2 separate regions of the Homo sapiens genome follow, and region 2 is linked to region 1. Evidence: chromatin contacts called from ENCODE Hi-C or POLR2A ChIA-PET data. All regions are on one chromosome and are shown on one strand. Each heading gives the region's core, a stretch centred on a gene start or an enhancer-like site at or near the end of the contact. The rest is flanking DNA. Distances are from core to core; before and after follow the strand shown. Region 1 overlaps HSD17B4 (hydroxysteroid 17-beta dehydrogenase 4). Region 2 has its middle 13 kb from the start of HSD17B4.

The links. A loop is a pair of places that touch in the nucleus more often than their neighbours do. ChIA-PET counts read pairs that join two places held with the same protein, here RNA polymerase II (POLR2A). Pooled maps may share reads with other maps.
Region 2: a loop to region 1 is called in a pooled map, with 2.7 times the contacts of the local background. The contact joins two enhancer-like sites. A Hi-C loop is called at or near these places in 2 of 50 pooled maps. POLR2A ChIA-PET finds 5 or more read pairs at or near these places in 2 of 52 experiments (OCI-LY7 and WTC11).

Annotation. Positions count from the first base shown.
Region 1 is chr5:119,535,026-119,539,203 of GRCh38, forward strand. It overlaps HSD17B4 (hydroxysteroid 17-beta dehydrogenase 4), which reads left to right. Exons shown (of 24, transcript NM_000414.4): 23 at 1,398-1,525. Among named protein-coding and RNA genes, the nearest start is that of HSD17B4, 85 kb to the left of the region's middle. RefSeq lists an enhancer at 3,102-3,181. Within about 2 kb of position 2,871, at least 2 of the 41 ENCODE cell types and tissues checked have a DNase peak (open chromatin) inside an H3K27ac peak, as active enhancers do.
Region 2 is chr5:119,437,248-119,441,287 of GRCh38, forward strand. No RefSeq gene overlaps it. Among named protein-coding and RNA genes, the nearest start is that of HSD17B4, 13 kb to the right of the region's middle. Within about 2 kb of position 2,269, at least 6 of the 41 ENCODE cell types and tissues checked have a DNase peak (open chromatin) inside an H3K27ac peak, as active enhancers do.

The DNA.
Region 1 (4,178 bases), core at 1,621-4,120:
TTTGTCTTTCATCCAGTTTCCTCAAATTGTTAAAATTTGTATCTCATCTTCTTTACTATTTTTTTCCATCATATGTGTTTTTTTCTTCTGAGGCATTTAAGAGTAACTTGCAGACATGATGTCCCTTTATGCCTAAGAGACTATGCTACTAGCATTTTCTAAGAACAAAGACATTCTCTTATCTATTCACACAACAAAGATCAATATCAGGAGATTAACATTGATGCAGTATGTTAGCTAATCTGCAGATCTTGTTAATATTTCAATTGTCCCAATAATGTCCTTTATAGCAAAACAATAATAATTATTATTCATTACTAAAATGAAGAAAGAAAAAGAATTGATCAGGGTCCCATCTGGGATTATACATTACATTTGGTTCTTAGGTCTCTAGTCTGCTTTAATCTGGATGAGTTCCTCAGTCTTTGCTTTTCCCAATTTTGAGATATTTGAAGGCTGGAGACCAATTATTTTATAGCTTGTTTCTTGGTTTGTTTTTAGTTGATGCTTTTTTCATGTTTAGTTTTAGTTTATGAACTTTTGGCAGGAATAACACAAAAGTAATATGCTCTTGGTGTGATTTTTAAAAACTTAATTTTTAACCTGGGTTTTTTTCTTTGTGTTTGTTATTACTAATATATATTTTATATATATATATATATTTTTGGGGGTAGACATCCTTCTTTCATGTGCTTTTCCATTTATCAAATAATTCCTAAGTATTTTCTCTTCAAGGAAGTATAGGGGATACAAAGACAAAACATGTTTGTGCCAGCAAAGACCTAATATTAAGGGAAGGTAGCATAAACAAAAACAGTTCCTTCTTTCTCCTGTAGTGACCCTTTGTGATTTGTAAAGTATATATCTTAATAAGATCCTCAGGGGTCTCCAAGTTTTCAAATGCCATATTCTCATCTGTTACCTCACCCCTCCCTCATTAAATGCTGTGAAGTATGACTGAAATTGTTATGGACTCTTTCAGAAGCTTAGTTATTAATAAATACAGAGCTAAAAATCAACAGTAAGATGCCTGTAATGAATTCTGCCACTAAGAGAAAATGAATACAATCTCTTTCTTCACTTCTGAAATAAGATTAGCTGTGATCTTATAGGTGTCTATAAACTCAAGGTGATGGTGGTGGTTGCAGACCATGACCTGAGCCACTACAGAACTGGAAGTTCCACTTCTTTACCTCAAATTTCTGTATTCTTGTATTTCTATATTTTGCTTTTTTTCTAAATGACAGATAATGTATAATTGATAGATAGAATATGTGTAGAATAAGTGCCACATTAACATGGAAACTATAGAAATGTCTGCATTTTACTTGGTTTATTTTACCCTCATTTTGTTGGAGAGAAAAAGATACACATTGGTTTCTTCCTATTTTTCCCAGCTATTGACCTGAAAAGTGGTTCTGGAAAAGTGTACCAAGGCCCTGCAAAAGGTGCTGCTGATACAACAATCATACTTTCAGATGAAGATTTCATGGAGGTGGTCCTGGGCAAGCTTGACCCTCAGAAGGTAATGTTCTCAAATGTTCATTTATTCATTGTTTTATTGTTTCCTCTTTTGACAATTGCAGTTTTTAAGCTGATGCCCAAATTCTGATTTATAAGCCAGGTTTCTTACAACTCTGAAGATGACACAGTTGCTACTGATACTCTGGTTGACAGGTCATATATTTCTTTTTTAATGGAGTTTCACCTGACACTTTTTAAGACTGAACCCACATCTAGATTTTTTAATATATTCTGTTATGTGTTCAAAGGTGAAAAACCATATGACATTAGTAGGTACTACATAAAATTAGACATTCCCAATAAATAAGATTAAGAAATCATTGAATATTGGAACTAGAAGGATATTTTAACCTAATAGCCCATGTCTTACTTAGGGTGAATCTTAGAGGCATTTCAGTGGAAAATCATGATTAACAGAAGAGTGCCTTCTGTGACGATTATTTAGTTAATATTATTATGAAACTTTTGACCAATCCACAAATATACAAAATTAAAGTAATTGATGTGGCAATTAGAATGGAGGAGAAAAATTTGTTATTTTCAATTTGTGATTATGTAGCTAGAAATTCCAAGGGAACTAACTTATTGATTCTTAGAATGAAGGAGTTCAAACAAATGGCTGAGTGCAGTTATTTAAAAATAGCTTTCACATAGGAGTAATTTGAATAAATGAGGAAATATATGATTTTCCTGTATAGAAAGACTAAAAGGAATTGTAAAGTAGTATAGTAGGTAAAAAGTAGTCTTTGGCATCAGATAAAATCTAAATTTGAATCTTGCCCCTGTCACTTCATCCAAAAACCTTAATTTTCTCATTTGTAAAATGAGTTTAATAATTTTAATGTTTACAAGGCTTATTATAAGAACTAAACCCAATAATATGTATGAAGAGCTTAGTACAGTGCTTGGCAATGCAGTGAACCCTCTGTTAATTTCTTTCCAGGAATTTATTTAGTACCTATTCAGGTTGTAGGTATTGGCTGAATTAAGACAAAACCCTACTGTATGGAGCTTCTTTTAGTGTACTAATGCAAAAGAAATAAAATCTCAAGTTAGAGAAGAGTAAGCCTGAGTATAGTGTTAGAGCAATGACTGGCAAACTTTTTCTGTAAAGGGTTACACAGTAAATATTTTAGGCTTTGTGGGCAAGATGGTCTCTGTTGCAGCTCTTCAGCTTTGCCATTGTAGCCTTAAAGTAGCCATAGAGAATATGTAAACAATGGAGTGTGACTGTGTTCCAATAAAACTTTATTTACAGAAACACACAGCCACTAGATCTGGTTCTCCAGCTGTTGTTTGCCAACCCTTGAGTTAGAATGTGACAGGACAGGGGAACTATTTTAAATAGGTTGTTTAAAATACCTTCTGGGGTTTTCTAAGGTACCTGAAATGCCTGACAGAGATTTGAACAGAGTATCAGAATGAGTCATCAGACTAAGGAAACAACTAATACAAAGGCCTGCCGTGCGAGGAACTTGGCTCCACTTAGTCTTCTCTGAGCTCCACAGTGAGAGAACCATCCCTCTACTTGACCACTCTGATGGGAAACTTTCTGGCATGTCAAACTTACTGTGACCAAAATAGAACTTGTGATTTATTTTTCTCCCCCAGTCTCTTCCTTCTTAATTAGTGGCACCATCATCTATTTACCCAAATTAATAAGCCCAGAAATGTAAAAATTATCTTAGATTCCTTCTGCCCTTCTGTATCCTTTCCTTCCTTACTTCTGTCTGATCTTTCTCCAAAATATATCTTGAATTCATCTTCTCTTCCTCTCTAGGGATATCACTGTGATCCTAGCCTCTGTCATCTCTCACCTGTCTTACTTCTTCCAGTCTTGTCTCTCCCATTCAGTCTGTTGTTCTCCACCCAGGAGCCAGAGTAATCCTTTAAAAATGTAAATCAGATTAGATTATTTATGTATGTTAGTCATTTCTACTACTTTCATTAATTACTGGTTCATATTTATCATCCCATTTGATAAAAAATCTCCAGCATTTCCTTTTGCACGTGTATAAAATCCAAGTTAGCTGTTACCATGTCGTGTATGATGTTTCTTTCCCTTGCTCCTTTTTCAGGCTTCATCCCATGCCACTTGCCCCATCACCTGTAATGCTAATTCTAGTTATTTTGTTGTTATTTTGTCCTTCCTTTCAGTTCCTTCCCATCAGCTTTTACTCCTTCAATGTCTATGCATTTGCCTTTTCTGGAATTTCTCCTCCTAGCTGTTTGCATGGCTGGCTTCATTTCATCCAAAGTAGTTTCTTCCTGTTATATTCTGATAACATCCTGTTTTCTCCTTCATTGTATTTATAACAGGCTTTAATTATTTGTTTACATTTTACTTTTTGACTCCCCTAGTTTAATGTTAGCTCTGTGAGAACAGGGACAGATATTCAGCCTAGCCTAGAATATTGCCTAGTATACTGTAGACATTCATACTCAGGTAGATTAAAGCAAATATAGAAGGAATGAAAGTTCAATGTCAGAAGTTTAGGCTGTATAGAAATTAGAAACTTCTGCATGTCAGACTCTATAGTATATTTCCATAAATCGAGGGAAAAAAATAAAATGATGATACAGAGTATCATTCTAAAAATTCTGGAAAGCACTACAACCTCAATAGAAAAAGTGGACAAAAGTCCATCAATGAT
Region 2 (4,040 bases), core at 1,019-3,518, 98 kb before region 1:
TAGAAAAGAACTTACGTGAAATATCGGGGGTGAATTTTGCCCAATATCTGGCTGAATTTCTCCCAATATCACGAGTGGGAAGCGTGCAAGGGACCTTCAGAGGGGGAAAGGGAGGAAACAGGGCCACTTCCCAGGGCAGGCAAAGAAAGACACCCCCTGGTTTGAGGGGTTGAGCCTTCTGGGACAGGCAAGGCAAGACACTCCCTGGTTTGAGGGGTTGAGACTTCCGGGACAGGCAAGGCAAGACATCCCTGGTTTGAGGGGTTGAGACTTCTGGGGCAGGAAAGGCAAGACACCCCTTGGTTTGAGGGGTTGAGCATTCCATGACAGGCAAGGCAAGACATCCCTGGTTTGAGGGGTTGAGCTTTCCACATATTTCAGGGGGTTGAACCTCACACAAACCTCCAGTAGTAAGAAAAATATTCAGAACTCCCCTTTCCTTTCTTCTCAGGGGAAGAAAGAGTAGCTCCACTCCTGCCAGTCCCCCCCAGGGAAGGGGGAAGGACAGGGGAGAACAGCAGCATAAGCAGCTGGCAGAGGCAGGGAAAGACCAGCAGAGAGGAAAGAGAAATTGGGAGAGGAAGTCAGAGAGAAAGAGACAGAGAGTCAAAGAGAGAGAGAGAGAAAGATACAGAGGTCAAAGAGGGAGTCAGAGAGAGAGAGAAAGAGTGAAAGAGACAGAGAGTCAAAGAAGAGAGAGAAAGAGAGAGGCAGAGAGAGAGAAAGATACAGAGAGTCAAAGAGGGAGTCAGAGAGAGACAGAAAGAGATAAAAAGACAGAGAGTCAAAGAGAGAGAGAGAGAAAGAGAGAGGCAGAGAGAAAGAGACACAGAGACAAAGAGAGAGAAAGAGACAGAGAGTCAAAGAGAGAGAGAGAGAAAGAGAGAGGCAGAGAGAAAGAGACACAGAGACAAAGAGAGAGAAAGAGACAGAGAGTCAAAGAGAGAAAGAGAGAGATAGAAGTAGTAAAGAGAAAACAGTGTACCCTTGTCCTTTAAAAGCTAGGGTGAATTTAAGACCTATAATTGATAATTAAAGGTCCTCTCCATGACCCTATAACACTCCAATACCAGCTTGTTGTCAGCGTAAACAAGGGCATAGCCTGAAAGCACTGAGGCCACTAACAACCCATAGCCTTCCTATCAAAAACCCTTAACTCAGTAACCCGTGGATGGCCCAAATGCATTCACTCTGTAGCAGCAACTGCTTTGCTAAAGGAAGAAAGTAGAAAAATAACTTTTAGAGGAAACCTCAATGTGAGCACACCTCACCAGTTCAGAACTATCCTAAGTCAAAAAAGCGAAAAGGTGGCTTACTAACTCAAAAATCTTAAGGTATGGGGCTATTCTGTTAGAAAAAGATGATTTAACATTAACCACTGATAATTCCCTTAACCCAGCAGGTTTCCTAACAGGGGATCTAAATCATAATTAATTACCATACAAAGATCAGACCAGACATAGAAGGAACTCCCTTCAGGACAGGATGATAGATGGTTCCTCCCGGGTGACTGAGGGAAAAAACCACAGTGGGTATTCAGTAAGTGATAGGGAAACTTTTGTAGAAGAAGGGTTGGGAAAATTGCCTAATAGTTGGTAAGCTGTTTGCACTCAGATAAGCCTTAAAGTACTTACAGAATCAGGAAGGGGTCATCTATACCAATTCTAAGTTAATTTAAACTAAACAAAGTGTTATTAGTAGCAAAGGATAATTGAAGTCCCAAACTTACAAGGTTTTCAATAAAGGTAAAGTTTGCTAAAAGTTAGCAGTGTAACCTGTATTCTCCTAACTTTTAATCTTGTGGCCTTAGGCAGTCTAGTCCACAGACATGAAGGAAGTTTGCTTTGGAAAAGAATGGTTATCATCTTTGGGAAAAAAAAACGGGGGGGAGAATTTATGTAAAAAGAAAGTTACGTGGTAGAGAGATCTGTTCCAAGATGGCTGAATCGGAACAGCTTCGGTCTGCAGTGCCCAGCGTGACTGATGCAGAAGATGGGTGATTTCTGCATTTCCAATTGAGGTACCTGGTTAATCTCACTGGGACTGGCTGGACAGTTGGTGCAGCCCACAGAGGGCGAGCTGAAGCAGGGCAGGGCATTGCCTCACCCGGAAAGTGTGATGGGTAGGGGGATTTCCCTTTCTTAGCCAAGGGAAGCTGGGACAAACTGTACCTGGAAAAACAGGACACTCCCACCCAAATACTGCACTTTTCCCAAGGTCTTAGCAACTGGCAGACAAGTGCTATTGCTGAGGCTCGAGTAGGTAAACAAAGTGGCTGGGAATTTCGAACTGGGTGGAGCCCACTGCAGCTCAGCAAAGCCTACTGCCTCTAGACTCCACCTCTGTGGGCAGGGCTTAGCTGAATAAAAGGCAGCAGACAACTTCTGCAGACTTAAATGTTCCTGTCTGACAGCTCTGAAGAGAGCAGTGGTTCTCCCAACATGGCATTTGAGCTCTGAGAATGGACAGACTGCCTCCTCAAGTGGGTCCCTGAACCCTGTGTAGTCTAACTCAGATACATCTCCCAGTAGGGGCCGACAGACGCCTCATGTAGGTGGGTGCCCCTCTGGGATGAAGCTGTTCTGCAATATTTGCTGTTCTGCAGCCTCTGCTGGTGATACCCAGGCAAACAGGTAAACAGGGTTTGGAAGAGACCTCCAACAAACTTCAACAGCTCTGCAGCTGAGGGACCTGACCGTGAAAAGGAAAACTAACAAACAGAAAGCAATAGCACAACATAAACAAAAAGGACATCTACACCAAAACCCTATCTGCAGGTCACCAACATCAAAGACCAAAGGTAGATAAAACCACAAAGATGGGAAGAAACCAGAGCAGAAAAGCTGAAAATTCTAAAAATCAAGTGTCTCTTCTCCTCCAAAGGATCACAGGTCCTCACCAGCAATAGAACAAAGCTGGACAAAGAATGACTTTGACAAGCTGACAGAAGTAGGCTTCAGAAGGTTGGTAATAACAAACTTCTCTGAGCTAAAGGAGCATGTTCGAACCTATCGCAAGGAAGCTAAAAACCTTGAAAAAAGGTTAGACGAATGGCTAACTAGAATAAACAGTGTAGAGAAGACCTTAAATGACCTGATGGAGCCGAAAACCATGGCATGAGAACTTTGTGACACACGCAGAAGCTTCAATAGCTGATTTGATCAAGTGGAAGAAAGGGTATCAGTGATTGAAGATCAAATTAATGAAATAAAGTGAGAAGACAAGGTTAGAGAAAAAAGAGTAAAAAGAAATGAGCAAAGCCTCCAAGAAATATGGGACTATGTGAAAATACCAAATCTACGTTTGATAGGTGTACCTGAAAGTGATGGGGAGAATGGAACCAAGTTGGAAAACACTCTGCAGGATATTATCCAGGAGAACTTCCCCAACCTAGCAAGACAGGCCAACATTCAAATTCAGGAAATACAGAGAACACCACAAAGATACTCCTCGAGAAGAGCAACCCCAAGACACATAATTGTCAGATTAACCAAAGTTGAAATGACGGAAAACATTAAGGGCAGCCAGAGAGAAAGGTCGGGTTCCCACAAAGGGAAGCCCATTGGACTAATAGCAGAACTCTCGGCAGAAACCCTACAAGCCGGAAGAGAGTGGAGGCCAATATTCAACATCCTTAAAGAAAAGAATTTTCAACCCAGAATTTCATATCCAGCCAAACTAAGCTTCATAAGTGAAGGAGAAATAAAATCCTTTACAGACAAGCAAATGCTGAGAGATTTTGTCACCACCAGGCCTGCCTTACAAGAAAGAGCTCCTGGAGGAAGCACTAAACATGGAAAGGAACAACTGGTACCAGCCACTGCAAAAACATGCCAAATTGTAAAGACCATCAATGCTAGGAAGAAACTGCATCAACTAATGAGCAAAATAACCAGCTAACATCATAATGACAGGATCAAATTCACACATAACAATATTAACCTTAAATGTAAATGGGCTAACTGCCCCAATTAAAAGACACGGACTGGCAAATTGGATAAAGAGTCAAGACCCATCAGTGTGCTGTATTCAGGAGACCC